2 separate regions of the Homo sapiens genome follow, and region 2 is linked to region 1. The links are chromatin loops, found by intact Hi-C in ENCODE. Cell type or tissue: gastrocnemius medialis. All regions are shown on one strand.

Region 1 (8,000 bases):
TTGTATTTTTTAGTAGAGACGGGGTTTCACCGTGTTAGCCAGGATGGTCTGGATCTCCTGACCTCGTGATCTGCCCGTCTCGGCCTCCCAGAGTGCTGGGATTACAGGTGTGAGCCACCGCGCCCGGCTGAGAGTCTTTTCTATGATGGCCATGAGCAATGGAATCCAAATCAGGCCACTGATTTCTTTTTGACAAATAATATTGGGCATTTTGTCATTAAAAAATGATAAAAATCAAATATTTGAAAGCTAAATACTATTTGTAAATTTTAACCAAAAAAAAGCCTGAACTTCTATTAAGATTACCAAAAGAATGGCATCTTTTATGGATAACACACAAAATAAAATTTATATTTTAATGTAGAAAAACTTTAGAGTGTTATGTTCAATAAAATCTATATGACATTCATTCACATCAAAGTAAGAACAGCACAGCTGAATGTACACTGAATTCATCTGTGCAGATAGAGAAGCCACAGGGAAAAATAAAGAGCTTTTCCTCAGCATGTGAAAGTCTTTCAGTGATTTGTGGGAATCTCTTTTTATCAGAATCAAGTGGAGGAGTCTTTTGTATGGCTATGAGGTTTTGGATGACAGGTGAATTTCAAAGATAGCTGGCATTTGTCATAAACATAATCAACATTGTACAATCAGCATTCATATAATACCATGTCTTATTCCTTTATACTTTGTATCTTTGTGATAGTATGTTAAGTATTTTTACTATTTTAATTACAATATATGAAAGTGTTTACTGAATAAGAAGTCTCTATGGAAAACCAAATACTCTAGGAAGGTGTCAAAATGAAAATGATTTTTTAATTTTTTCTAGGCCACAGAAATTGTTCTCAACTGCTGTTGTGTACATAAATCTTGAAGATGCTAATAGAAAAAGCAAGCAATTCAATAAGATGGTTCAACATGGGGACTCAGAGTTGAGGGAGGAGAGAGGAAGAACAGGGCACAGAGGGAACAGCTTGGCTGTCTTTTACTAGAGGTTATTTGGGCCTTGGTTGATAGTGATTAAATTATAACAACCCAAATAAGAAAGTACTACAAAGAGCCCTACCCTGTAAGTCCCAGAAACTACCAGCCCTAAGAGTGAAGGCAGGAGATGCATGAATGAGTGATGCATATACATAAACTCATATACAAAAGCACATGTATACATACCTATAACATGCCCTTGAAATGATTTTGGAATCAAAACCATCTAAGAGTGAATAGTAAACCACCAAGCAGAAGGATGACAACAAAGATCACTAGATTAAATAAGAAAAACTAGTTTTGAGATCAGTTCTGGCATACGTAAGCTAAATAGTTGTGGAGAATCACATAACAATGGAGGGTCCTTATGTTCCTTTCACATAAGGAAACATTCAGGCATACGTTTTCTTCTGCCTAAAAGGAGTTGATTAGATTGGGTTAGGTTCGATGATCTCTAAGATCATTCTGTTTCTTACAACTGCTATTCTGTGATTGTGCAATCAGTCTTTAACACTACTTCCAGATATGTAATTCCTCCTACCCTGCCTTTTTGCCAAGTAGATGGCTTCATGGGTAAATATCAGGCTCTCTGAAATGGGTGCCTGACAAAGCTGTTTCTAATGATACTATTACTTCTTTCTTATGTAATACATGCCCCTAAGAAGAAAAGAAAAAAAAATCCACAGCCTATAATATTCACAATATTTGCATATTTTAGCTGGACATATCTCCTTAAAGGTTGAGGGGTGAGGAGAGAAGAAAGGAGCAACCCTTAGACTTGTTAAAGATTTTGTCAAACCATATTCAAATCTGCCGCTTGTTAAAGGTGTGATCCTTGGAAAGTTTTTTAATAGGCGTGACTCTCATTTTCTTATATAAATTTTTAGAAATAATATTACCTACCTTACAAGATTGTTAGAAAAGTAAATTTGAAAATGCACACAGAATTTAGCATACATTCAAAACATAGTGCTTGAGGAATGTTAATTGTTATTATATATCTGTTACTAAGTTTTTCTCATCACAATAATTGCAAGAGTTGGGGGGATAAATTTTTGCTGTTTACCTAAGTTTATGCTGTTATACACACATTTTGTAACTTTGCTTGAAAGCTTGAAGGAGATGACCATGAGACATTGAAAATATTGTGAAATGCTACAGTCCATTTTACGAGATCAAGTATTTTAAATGCTTCACCATTTATAAGGTGATGCTGTTTTCTTCTTAAAGCTTAACACACATGTGTAAGCATGCTCTGTTTGCTTTCAGCGACTGCTGGCCCTAATAAGCCTGAGAGTGGATTTGCAGAAGACAGTGCTGCTCGGGGCGAGGGTGTGTCAGACCTCCACGAAGTGGTCTCCCTGAAGGAGCGGATGGCGAGGTACCAGGCAGCTGTTTCCAGGGGTGACTGCCGCAGCTTCTCTGCTAATGTAAGCTGCTCCTAATGGTTTTGCACTAGGCAATGTGCTTACTGTCTGTCCCAATTCCCTCTTTATATTTGAAATGTAAGAATACTACTGGACAGGGGGCTAAAGTAGAAAGAGCACAAAAATAGTGTGTGAAATAAATCCAGACTATCTGAATTTAAGTTTCAACTGTGCTACTTATTACTTGTGTGAATCTGAACTACTATTTTTATTTATTTTTTATTTTTTTTGAGACAGAGTCTTGCTCTGTCATCCAGGCTGGAGTGCAATGGCACGATCTCGGCACCCTCCACCTCCTGGGTTCAAGTGATTCTCTTGCCTCAGCCTCCCGAGTAGCTGGGATTACAGAGCATGCCACCATGCTCTGCTAATTTTTGTATTTTTAGTAGAGACAGGATTTCACCATGTTGGCCAGGATGGTATCGATCTCTTGACCTCGTGATCCGCCCGCATCAGCCTCCCAAAGTGCTGGGATTACAGGCATGAGCCACTGTGCCCAGCCCTGAACTACTATCTTAACTTCTCTCTGAGCTTCAGTTTCCTTGACTGAAAAATGGGAATCATCATTTATCACACAGAGTCTTGGTGAGGAATCAAAGAGACAATTTATGTGTAAGCCATAAGGCGCTGTATAAATGTGTTATTATTATCATCATTAGCACTTAACCTGTAGATATTCTCCTCAGGAAGGTCGGGAATTAATTTCAAATTTTAATAACATGGGTTTGCACGCCACCCTCCTTGGTCTCATATATGGTTCATTGAAATTCACTGGCAGTATAATTTCTTTGGCTTTTCTCGTTTCTCTGTATGCACTAAATCCATTAGGAAAGGTTTAATCAACATAAAAATGAGAGAGATTAGCAATGTAGACACTCTGCTAAACCAATTATGATTATAGGAAACTGCAGGATTCAGTAAGACCACCAATTTTTAGAGCCAATGCATTATAAAGTCATATTCAAAAGAATTTTGGGGTTCTGTATTCTGTGGCCTTCAACTTAATGGAATATAAGAATGTTCTTTTATAATTATAATCTCCAAATTAGCCTAGTTGTGTATGAGAGAGGGAGACAGAGAAAGAGAGAGAGAGAAAAGCCAAAAAAGGTGGTGTATTAAAATAGCTACACTTAACATGCTTCTTTACAAATTATTTAGAGACAAGGCTGACTGTGCCAAACTCATTTAAAAAATGCAATTCTAGATGACATTTAGGTTTTCACATAGTCATTAAAATACATTTTAGACACAGCTTAGATTTGGAATAAATGTGCAGAAGTGACATAAGTATCTAGATCACTTCCAAAATAAACAGTGGCACTATAGTACCTCCTGCCAGTCTTCTTCGATGGCACCCCCTACTGGATCATTGAGGAACTTATTCGTGTTCTAAATTAGAGAAATGATTCACGAGGAAACAGTTGATTTTGAAAATGCCTAAAGACTGGTTATTTAGTAAACAATATTTGATTTAGGAAGATTGACCTTGCCAGGTACTAAGAGAATACACATTAAAAAAGTGGTATCAAGGCATGATATATATTTATGATGTGTTTAAAAAGGGAATGTTTACATTGGACACATAGGGAAATTAAATGATCCCATTATTTAATACAAAATCAAAAACTTTAGGGCTAATCTCAAAATGTCTACATATAAAGAATTTAGTAATCTTCTCTTCCCTGCAAATTTTATAGACAAGAAAAGCAAGAGAAAGTTACTTATAGATTATAAAATTAGGTAGTGAGGAGGCCAAGCTAGATTCCTAGTCTCTTGACTCTTGTGCTCTTCTAACTGAATTCAACTTCTTCCTCTTCCCTAAATGAGAAAGTATTTTTGGCCCCCAAAATACATATTATAGTATATGGTTTGGCCCTAAGCAAATATTGTGAGAAAGAAGAGCACATATATTATCTCAGCAGAATCCTGGTAAATATCTAAAGCAAAGCAAAATAATTGTTTATTTAATCATGTGCATGAAATGCTTGTTCAAGCCACCCCCCCACCCCCCCACCCCTCTGCACACACACACACACACACCAAAAAAAATCATGAAAACTGCCTGTGACTAAATCTGTATCTCCACAATTAACCCAAAATTTTAAGTGCAAAATCTGAAAGTCACAGAATCAGACCCAAACTGAATCTACTATATCTCAATCATATTTACACATGTAAAGACAATATATTTTCCTTGTCTCAGAGTCAATCAGATGGCATTTGGTTGTATCTAAATGAAAGTTATGCCCATGAAACAGTGGTGGTCTATAGAAGCCCCCTAAAAGAGAGGGAGAAGTAACACTTGTTGAGCAATGAATTAAAATGCCAGATTCATTTTCAAGTCTGTGCAATTTTATTCCCTTTACCTTTTTTAATACTCACAATAAATCTGTGAGAAAAATATTTCTATGCCCAGTTTATAAGAAAGAAAACCAAGTTCAAGAGCTGTAGCCCAAGGTTTTAATTGTCAGGGCTGGAATTAGAAGCACTGTCTGTCCAACTCCCAAAATTATGTTATTTCTGTTATGCCCTATAAACCAAGAACAGTTTTTTTGTAAAAAGAACTTGAGGACTGTGTAATATATTTACCTAGATTTAACTGTTAGGTGTTCAAATTAGCATATTATTATCAGCACACCCATTAGATTCCAAACCTTATTGCTGAGCCAAATAATAAGAAACACAGAATAATAATAAACATAAAAAGTTTCAACACAAAGCAATTTCAGTTATGGGGTCAATGATAACAACATTCATTAGTTGGGATATTTAGAGCATGACACTAAATAAGGTAAAGTCACAGGAACGGTCCCCACCTGAGCAAGGAAGCATTACTCCCGGTTATGACCACAGACTGCTTCTTGGGCAGGTCCTGCCATCTCACATGTGTAAACTTTCATCTACCCGCAAGTGGAACAAGGAAACCTTAGCACCGCCACTGAACCATATTTCAGAAGATTTGTCTCACTTGGGTGAATGAGCAGCTGCAGTAGCGTAATGATAGTACCAGGGGTAGCAGGAATGGTATTAGTACTACTATTAAAAATAATCCGCGGTGGCTCACCCCTGTAATCCTAGCACTTTGGGAGGCTGAGGTGGGTGGATCACCTGAGGTCAGCAGTTCAAGACCAGTCTGGCCAACATGATGAAACTCCATGTCTACTAAAATACAAAATAGAAAGGAAGGAAGGAAGAAAGAAAGAAGGAAGGAAGGAAGGAAGGAAGGAAGGAAGGAAGGAAGGAAGCAAAGAGAAAGAGAAAGAAGGAAAGAAAGAGAAAGAAGGAAGGAAGGAAGGAAAGAGAGAGAGAAAGAGAGGGAGGGAGGGAGGGAGGGAGGAAGGAAGGAAGGAAGGAAGGAAGGAAGGAAAGAGAGAGAGAGAAAGAGAGGGAGGGAGGGAGGGAGGGAGGAAGGAAGGAAGGAAGGAAGGAAGGAAGATAGCCAAGCATGATGGCGGGTGCCAGTAATCCCAGCTACTCAGGAGGCTCAGACGGGAGAATCACTTGAACCCAGGAAACAGTGGTTGCAGTGAGCCGAGATCGTGCTGCTGCACTCCAGCCCGGACGGCTGAGTGAGACTCCATCTCAAAAAAAAAAAAAAAAAAAATCAACTGTATGAATTTTTGCATGTGTAATGTAGTCTGTTTCTAAAGCGCAGGAAAGTAATGGGTATATCTGTTTTGTTTTGTTCTTTTGAGACGGAGTCTTGCTCTGCTGCTCAGGCTGGAGTGCAGTGGCACAATCTCGGCTCACTGCAACCTCTGCCTCCTCAGTTCAGGCAAATCTCCTGCCTCAGCCTCCCAAATAGCTGGAATTACAGGCATGTGCCACCATGCCCGGCTAATTTTTGTATTTTTTTAGTAGAGACGGGGTTTCCCCATGTTGGCCAGGCTGGTCTCGAACTCCTGACCTTGTGATCCACCCACCTTGACCTCCCAAAGTGCTAGGATTACAGGCATGAGACACCACACCAGGCTGGTATATCTGTTTTTTAATCCATTTTATAGATGAGAGGCAACCTGTCCAGTATAAGAATTGATCTTTTTGTGAAAATGCATTTACCAGGAGAGCATCCGGTCATAAGCATAATACTAAGGCTTGCCAGATTAATTTGCACATGATTGGGACATCAGAATAGTTGTTTGAAACAGCAAGGTTCTTCTTAATAATTACCTTAATGTCTATAATTTGATACTTATAGATTATCTATATATAATTTATCCAGGAAAGCCACTTATATAAATTAAATGGCAGAAGGGGTAAAATAAATATTGTGGCCTTAATTCACCCTTCCCCTTTTTCACTGTATCTTAAATTTCAAAAGGGGTGCTGTACATTTTTCTGACCTTAACATATATCAACTAGAAGTAATTGATTAAGATTTGCATTTAAAGTTTGTTGCAGAATTTGATACAATATATACCTAGTTCATAGAAGAGCACAATCATCTCTTCTCAAAGGGCCACCACACATATTTTGAAATATTTGATAGTCCACATAAATGAGGAAACGTTATTAACTTAGTAAAGCAACAACTTGAGTACTTGCTAGTAATTTAGATAATCCTAATATTAGTCTATAATATTCTGGAGTATGGGAAACCCAAACCCCAAGATAGGCACTACATTTTTAATATCTATTTGAAAGACTACTTATTTGGTTAAAGATCCAGGACCCCCAAAGTCCCCAGTCCATGGTATAGAAACCTCTCAGCTCCTGGGTCCCCAGTTACTTTCAAGGTCTTAAGGCTTTGAGGGTTATGTCAGGACTGGGTCAGACCTCAGGAGACCTGCTCTGATTTGAAGTATTGCCAAGTCTTCCAGTTGCAAGCAGACCTAGAATCTTCCGGGAGGAGGGAAGGCTGGCATGGGGCCTGTTTCCTTGAGAATTATCCCATCTGGGCTTGAGTGCCTGCTGGGCTCTGGAATGTGCTGAATCATCAAAACCAATGCACCTGAGCTACTTCTGCACTTCCCGAAGGGGCATAGGTCTCACAGGACTACTCAGGTGCTTTTCAAATTGCTTCCAATGATACCTATCAAAATTAGTTTTCTATGGAACAGAACAGAGCCCTCAGAAATAACGCCGCATACCTACAACTATCTGATCTTTGACAAACCTGAGAAAAACAAGCAATGGGGAAAGGATTCCCTATTTAATAAATGGTGCTGGGAAAACTGGCTAGCCATATGTAGAAAGCTGAAACTGGATCCCTTCCTTACACCTTATACAAAAATCAATTCAAGATGGATTAAAGATTTAAACGTTAGACCTAAAACCATAAAAACCCTAGAAGAAAACCTAGGCATTACCATTCAGGACATAGGCGTGGGCAAGGACTTCATGTCCAAAACACCAAAAGCAATGGCAACAAAAGCCAAAATTGACAAATGGGATCTAATTAAACTAAAGAGCTTCTGCACAGCAAAAGAAACTACCATCAGAGTGAACAGGCAACCTACAACATGGGAGAAAATTTTCGCAACCTACTCATCTGACAAAGGGCTAATATCCAGAATCTACAATGAACTCAAACAAATTTACAAGAAAAAAACAAACAACCCCATCAAAAAGTGGGCGAAGGACATG
Region 2 (8,000 bases), 510 kb before region 1:
GATGTGGATAACATTTTGCCCAACATCGCAGGGTGTGTACACCCCCCGCTGTGATATTGTTCCTAATATCTAAAAGTAGCGAGGGTGATATTACTCCTACTATCGCAAGGGTTGTACACCTCCCTTATGATAATGTTCTTAATATATAGGCGGGAAGACAACAATATTACTGTCCATATCACAGGGGTGGACAACACCCCTCTGATATTGTTTTTAATATTCAGTGGGGGAGAGGATGACATTAATTCCAATATCACAGGCGACTCACCCCCGTGGTATTGTTCCTAATATCCAGGGGAAGAGAGAATGATATGACTTACAATATGGCAGGGGGTGTACACCACCTCCATGATATTGTTCCTAATATCCAGGGGGGAAGAGTATGATATTACTACCAGTATCACAGGGGGTATACACATATACAGGGAAGGAGAGGATGATATTACTCCCAATATTGTAGGGGGTGTACATACTCCCCTGTGATATTGTTTCTAATATTTAGGTGGGGAGAGGATAATATTACTCCCAATATCGCAGAGGGTGTACACCCTTCCTGGGATATTTTTCCTAATATCAAGTGGGGGAGAAGATGATATTACTCCCAATATCGCAGGGGGTGTACACCCCCCTGTTATTTTGTTTTTAATATCCAGGTTGGGAGAGGATGATATTACTCCCGAAATCGTAGGGATTGTAGACCCATCCTGTGATATTGTTCCGAATATCAAGAGAAAGAGGATGGTATTACTCCCAACAGAGTAAGCTGTGTACACACCCCCTGTGATATTGTTCCTAATATACATGAGGGGAGAGGGTGATATGGCTCTCAGTAGCTCAGGGGATGTACACCACTGCTGTTTTATTATTCCTTGTATTCCAGGGCTGGAGAAAATAATATTACTCCCAATATTACAGAGAGTGTATACCACCCTTGTGATATTGTTCCTCATATCCAGGGGTTAGAGGATGATGTTGCTCAAAATATCGCAGTGGGTGTACACCCCCACTGTGGTATTGTTTCTAATATCCAATGGGGGAGAGGATGATATTACTGTCAATATGGCAGGGGGTGTACACCGCTTCTGTGATATTGTTCCTAATATTTCATGGTCGAGAGGATGATATTACTTCCAATATCACAGGGCGTGTATGCCCCCCTCGTGATATTGTTCCTAATATCCTGGGGGGGGAGACCATGATATTACTGGCAATATGCAAGTGGTGTGCACCTCCCCCTGATATTGGTCCTAATATCCAGCAAGGGAGAAAATAATACTACTCTCAATATGGCAGGGGGTGTACACTTCCCATGCGATATTGTTCCTAATATCCACGGTGGGAAAGGATGATATTACTCCCAATGTCGCAGCGGGTGTACAACTCCCCTGTAATATTGTTTCTAATATTTAAGTGGGGAGAGGATGATATTACTCCCAGAATCTCAGGGGGTGTAAACCGCCCCTATTATATTGCTCTCAATATCCATGGGGGGAGAGCATGATATTACTCCCAATATCGCAGGTGGTGTATAACCCTCTTGTTATATTGTTCCTAATATCCAGGTTGAAAGAGGATGATATCACTCAAAAAATCACAGGGAGTGTACACCCCTGCCTGTGATATTGTTCCTAATACCCCGGGAAAGAGGGGATGATATTACTCCCAAAAGCGCAGGACGTGTACACCACCTTTGTGATATTGTTCCTAATATCCATGGGGGGAGAGGGTGACATTACTCCCAATAGCGCAGAAGGTGTACACCCTCTCTGTGATATTGTTCCTAATTGTCAGGGGGCAAAAGTATGATATTACTCCCAATATCACAGGGGGTATACAACCCCACATGACATTGTTCCTAATGTCCAGCGGGGGAGTGGATGTTATTAATATGCATAATCGTAGGAAGCGTACACCATCCCCTGTGAAATTGTTGCTAATATCCAGCAGGGAAGAGAATGATATTACTCCCAATATTCCAGTGGTGTACACCCCACCTGTGATATTGTTTCTTATATCCATGGGGGAAAAGGATGATATCACTACCAATATCGAAGCGGGTGTACACTCCCTCTGTGATATCCGGGTTGGGAGAGGATGATATTACTCCCAATATCAGAGGTGATAAACACCCTCCTTGTGATACTGTTTTTAATATCCAGGGGGTGAGACAATGATATTACTCCCAATATTGCAGGTGGTGTACACCCCTCCCCACCCCGTGATATTGTTCCTCATATTCAGGGGACGAGAGGATATATTACTCCCAATACCGCAGGGGATACGGGGAATAATATCACCCCCCTCTCCCTCCCTGGATATTATGATCCACGATGGACACACGGTGTTTTTATATGCTAGCTCATCCAAAAAAGTACACAAGAACTTAATTTGAATGTGTGTAGATGATGTGTTTAATTTTGTTTTGAATTTTTCTTTCACAATAGAGTAGATTTTCAACAAATCCTAGTGTTCTTTTTACAAAGAAGATCTATATTTCAGGGTTTTGCAGTCTCTTCAAGACTAGTTTATTTTTACATAAACGAAAGACCCCCAAAATGTGAGCTTTAAGGATCAAAGATTCTCTAAATTGAGTGGCTCAGTTGAACTGTAGATGGCTCTGGATTATAGCTTAGAGAGACCTTTGTTCCCAAAGCAACAAAAGGCCTTTCGTATTTATTAGAGTTATTTGGTAAAGTGCAAAAGAATAATATAATTAATATTAATTACCAAACCTGACCTTATATATGTTCACTTTATGATTTTACACACACACACACACACACACACACACACACACACACACCATAGACAAAAGAACAAAAGTCTTTAAGTATTAATAATTCAACTTATTTTCCATATTGGATATTTTGTATTGGTGAAAATAAAATTAATTATATAGGATTGCCATTTAATTGAAAAAATATGAACCTTGAACTCACTTTGGTTTGGAAACTCTGTTCTGTTTTTACATTTTTGGTATGATTTAAGGCAAAGAGCCTACATTTTCTGAGCATGTATTTCTTGTCTGTAAAATGGAAGTGATAATCACGACCTATTAGTGTAGTCATGAGGAATAAGTAAAATCACAAATGTAAAGCATTGAGTCCTCTATTTGATATATAGGAACTGCTCAATAAACGGTAATTATATCAATGGGGTGATTTAATAATGTTTTCTTTCATTATTATCCTCTCCTAGGGAAAGCAATCTTGAACCTTGGGACAGCAATCTTGAACGTTGTTCCTGTTACAATCACACTTTTAAGGTTACACAGACAGCACACAAACAGCTGCTTCGTGCCTGTAATATCAGTTCCAACCCACTGGGCTTTTCAAAGAAATTGCTTTTATAAGCTAAACATGAGAGAAATAAATTTTCCCATCTTGATAACTCTGTTGGGGGTCTTATGACTTTGCTTCTTTTTTGTATTATACCATTTAGAATATTAAGGTCACTAAAAATCACTTCTTTTAGAGATACTATGACTTTCTATAACTGAATATTCCATTCTTCATGTAAAAATGAGTTGTAATAAAAGCTTTATTCTAATCATTTCAGTAGCACTGAGTATAGGGAAGTTCATCTAATGATATTTTATAATTATGATTCTCTAGGAAAAACATTCTGTACTACAACAAAACCATAAAGCTGGAAGTATTTTACCCTGTATATATGTGGGATATCAAAAAACTGTTGGCTATGTGACAAAACCTTATATGATGCCGCAAAGATTATAAACAACTTATTTCTAACAATTTTCCTGCAAGTTGTGCCTAAAAATAAACACATGAGTACATTTTGGAAATGTTAGAAGTATATAATATCTGCCCTATTTTATAACATGTTTCCAGAATTTAATAATATTAGGACAGAGGGAGAAATGTGCTGGAGGAGAGAAAGTGGGAGGTAATTTTTAAATATTTGCTCTAATATGTAAGAGACATGTTCATTGCCACCTTAATACTAATCAGTATACAAAAGGCAGCAGAACTGCAATGCACACTTGCAAACTATTGCAAACTTGAGCAATATTTCAGCAAAATAAATTTAGTTATTAAATACAAATACAGAATTACTAAATCAGATATAGACTTTTGTACAAGTGTGAGCTTGCACTAAAGGAAGAATAAAATGTTTTGTTTTATATTTCCTTTTTAAAAAATTTAGGTTTTTACTGTTTACTTTTAATATCAGACTCTGTATAAACTTATTTTATCCTTATAGCTGGAATTAAAGACCCAACTAGTGAGTTCACTATTAAATATTTTCCTATGACACCAGCAGAGGACAGCAGAACATAGACATTAATGCTAACCCTTAAACCTATTTTCTTTTATGTCAAGAGCAAAGTTGGAAAATGGCATACAATCTGATTTCGCTTAAGTGGGATGTATGTAGCAGATGACAGTTCTTTTTACAGGATGTTTATGATTAAATAGAAATAGTCTTGGAATCTCAAAAGACTAGATAACTCTGTCAATACAAACTGAGCAGCCGCCACTACCTTATTTTATGTTCTTTGAATTTATAAATGAAAAGGTCACTCAAGTTGTTTTTCAATGAATGTATGGCCTATTGAGTAAATAATCTATGATTTAAATTGACTAGATTAAGAAAGGTAGGAGAGAAAGACAGACATGAGAGTTGTGAATAGAGCAATATAAGCCTTGCCTTTTTTTTAAGGGCTTCTCTGCTCTTACTCAATGTCCTATGCCTTCATCTTTCTGCCTCTCGCAGACATTAACCAATGTAATATCCATCATTCTGCCTTTCTAGAAAAGTTAAATTGGGACAATCCCAACACATTCTAGAATTCTTCAGGTGAAGATGTATGACTTTGCTCCTTAAGAACAAAAGAATCAATCAGTTAAGTATAATCAGCAAACTTTGTAGTATTGTTTTAATGGAAAAAGAAGTTCATTAACACATTGATTATTTTGTGTTATAAGCAATTTACTAGCTATTTCTCCCTCTCTAACTGAGATAATATGTTCATTATCTGAAGGAATTTTATTTACTATTTAAAATAAGTATTGAAAAAGCTAATGGCCATAGGGAATGAAACTATTTTCTCCTGTTATTGGTATCAACAGGGACATCTAGTTTTTAGAGCTGAGAAGAAAGTGAAAATATACCTAGGTGTATTCTCTTCTTTTAATCCACTCATCAAACCACTGAGGGTAACAAAAAGTATGGTTATAATTATTTTGCGAATGGAGACTTTCTTTTAAGCTCTTCAGCTCGTGGGAAGTCCTCATGTCTGCTGGGGAATTTTGGAGACAAAGAACTACAGGATGTTTTTCTCTTCAACAATAGTTTCTATTAACCTGATGTTTGGCACAGAGGGCTGTAATTATGATCCCACTGATATCAGCCACCCATCAAAAATAAAGGAAAGATCTTTTGGCTCAAGCAACAAAAGGCTGAAGACGGAGGTTTTTGTACCTGATGATGTAACTGTGCAAGAATTGTGAGAAAGTATGTTGATATTGTGCTGTCCTCCTAGCTGTCTATTTGTGATGTTACTCAACTCAGCAATACCTAGTAAGTATGTACTATGGTCCTAGTAATGCATTAGGGATTTCAGGTATACAGGCATTAGACAAGTCACCTGCCCTTCAGAAGCCTTGTGGAGAGGAGGTTTCCACTGACAAAAATACAATTTAAATGCTAACTTGAAGTGACTCCTGTCAGAAAGGAAGTGTGATTTAGACATTAAATGATTCTGCTTGATGCCTAGAAGAGGAAAGAAAATTCCTCAGGCATAGAAACACATAAGATAGTATTCTACCTTGTCGCCTGTTGTAATTTACATATCTTAAGCTGGTTAAATACAAATACTCATCACTTTATACACATTCTGGCATTCTGATGAGTAGGCTCTTCTACTTTTCTCATTTTGTAAATAAGGCAATCAGAATGTTTTCAGATTAAGTGATTAGTCTAGGGCCAAAAGTGTTAAGAGTTAGGAACAGTGTTTGAATATATACTCTTTGAACTTTTTGTGTCTTGTTGAGCACAGAGTTATGGGAACCACTTCACAAACCTTCAATAATTACTATAGTAGTGGTTTTATTAAATATCCACTAAGATAAAAAATTATTTCTGCTAATTTAAAAAATCTTTCCTATTTAGGATGAGATGTTAGAGAACACCCAGAGAATAACAAAAGCAGACTAGGTTCTCCATGAACTACAACCATGCTGAAATAACACGAAGTAAGTAACTATCAAATTTGAAACTGAATGATTCCAAGCAACGCATCTTTGCAGTAAGTATTCATCATCAATGCTAAAACTATATCAGTGCTGCCAGTTTTTACCCTGTGAATCTGGAAGCTTTTCCAGGACAGACATAATGCCTTATAAAACCCTTAGTACCCTATACAATGTGATTATCTGCTAATAGGAAAGGGTTAACTTATCTAACTGATCATCTACAGGCTGGCCTCCCAGAAAAGGAGCTGGCCTCCTTGCAAAATTCCATGAAACTGGCTACGGCTGGTGCTTAGGGCAATTAACCAAGGTCAAGGGCTGTTACTTCACCACATATGATTGGTAATGTGCTTAATTTCTCCTCTACCTGCCACAATATAAAACTGCAACCACAAAATTAGGACCCAACCCCTGATCCCCCCATAGCTGAGCTGGCAGGACAGAACTAGAGCCAAAATTCTGTCACTTCATAGTGATATTGTAGCATGGTCCTTGAGCAAAGTGGGAGAGGGGTCATTGATTTTTCTTTCTTTTTTTTTTTATTATTATACTTTAAGTTTTAGGGTACATGTGCACAATGTGCAAGTTAGTTACATATGTATACATGTGCCATGCTGGTGCGCTGCACCCACTAACTCATCATCTAGCATTAGGTATATCTCCCAATGCTATCCGACCCCCCTCCCCCTACCCCACAACAGTCCCCAGAGTGGGATGTTCTCCTTCCTGTATCCATGTGTTCTCATTGTTCATTTCCCACCTATGAGTGAGAATATGCAGTGTTTGGTTTTTTGTTCTTGTGATAGTTTACTGAGAAAGATGATTTCCAATTTCATCCATGTCCCTACAAAGGACATGAACTCATCATTTTTTATGGCTGCATAGTATTCCATGGTGTATATGTGCCACATTTTCTTAATCCAATCTATCATTGTTGGACATTTGGGTTGGTTCCAAGTCTTTGCTATTGTGAATAGTGCCGCAATAAACATACGTGTGCATGTGTCTTTATAGCAGCATGATTTATAGTCCTTTGGGTATATACCCAGTAATGGGATGGCTGGGTCAAATGGTATTTCTAGTTCTAGATCCCTGAGGAATGGCCACACTGACTTCCACAATGGTTGAACTAGTTTCCAGTCCCACCAACAGTGTAAAAGTGTTCCTATTTCTCCACATCCTCTCCAGCACCTGTTGTTTCCTGACTTTTTAATGATTGCCATTCTAACTGGTGTGAGATGGTATCTCATTGTGGTTTTGATTTGCATTTCTCTGATGGCCAGTGATGATGAGCATTTTTTCATGTGTTTTTTGGCTGCATAAATGTCTTCTTTTGAGAAGTGTCTGTTCATTTCCTTCACCCACTTTTTGATGGGGTTCTTTGTTTTTTTCTTGTAAATTTGTTGGAGTTCATTGTAGATTCTGGATATTAGCCCTTTGTCAGATGAGTAGGTTGTGAAAATTTTCTCCCATTTTGTAGGTTGCCTGTTCACTCTGATGGTAGTTTCTTTTGCCGTGCAGAAGCTCTTTAGTTTAATTAGATCCCATTTGTCAATTTTGGCTTTTGTTGCCATTGCTTTTGGTGTTTTGGACATGAAGTCCTTGCCCATGCCTATGTCCTGAATGGTAATGCCTAGGTTTTCTTCTAGGGTTTTTATGGTTTTAGGTCTAAAATTGAAGTCTTTAATCCATCTTGAATTGATTTTTGTATAAGGTGTAAGGAAGGGATCCAGTTTCAGCTTTCTACATATGGCTAGCCAGTTTTCCCAGCACCATTTATTAAAT

What was found. A loop is a pair of places that touch in the nucleus more often than their neighbours do. Peaks named below come from ENCODE experiments on the same cell type or tissue, not always from the same donor. Only the 100,000 strongest peaks of a DNase experiment are listed, where the experiment ranks them.
Region 2: it touches region 1 in a loop (9-fold over the local background); 10 of 110 quality-filtered maps call a loop at or near these places.

The regions. Positions count from the first base shown.
Region 1 is chr2:167,208,479-167,216,478 of GRCh38, forward strand. It overlaps XIRP2 (xin actin binding repeat containing 2), which reads left to right. Exons shown (of 11, transcript NM_152381.6): 4 at 2,257-2,417. Among named protein-coding and RNA genes, the nearest start is that of XIRP2-AS1, 72 kb to the left of the region's middle. In gastrocnemius medialis, a CTCF peak has its summit at 3,765 (motif pointing left); a DNase peak (open chromatin) is centred at 3,767; H3K4me3 peaks cover 584 bases; H3K27ac peaks cover 5,871 bases.
Region 2 is chr2:166,695,980-166,703,979 of GRCh38, forward strand. No RefSeq gene overlaps it. Among named protein-coding and RNA genes, the nearest start is that of XIRP2, 190 kb to the right of the region's middle. In gastrocnemius medialis, a CTCF peak has its summit at 4,281 (motif pointing right); no DNase peak of the experiment used is centred here.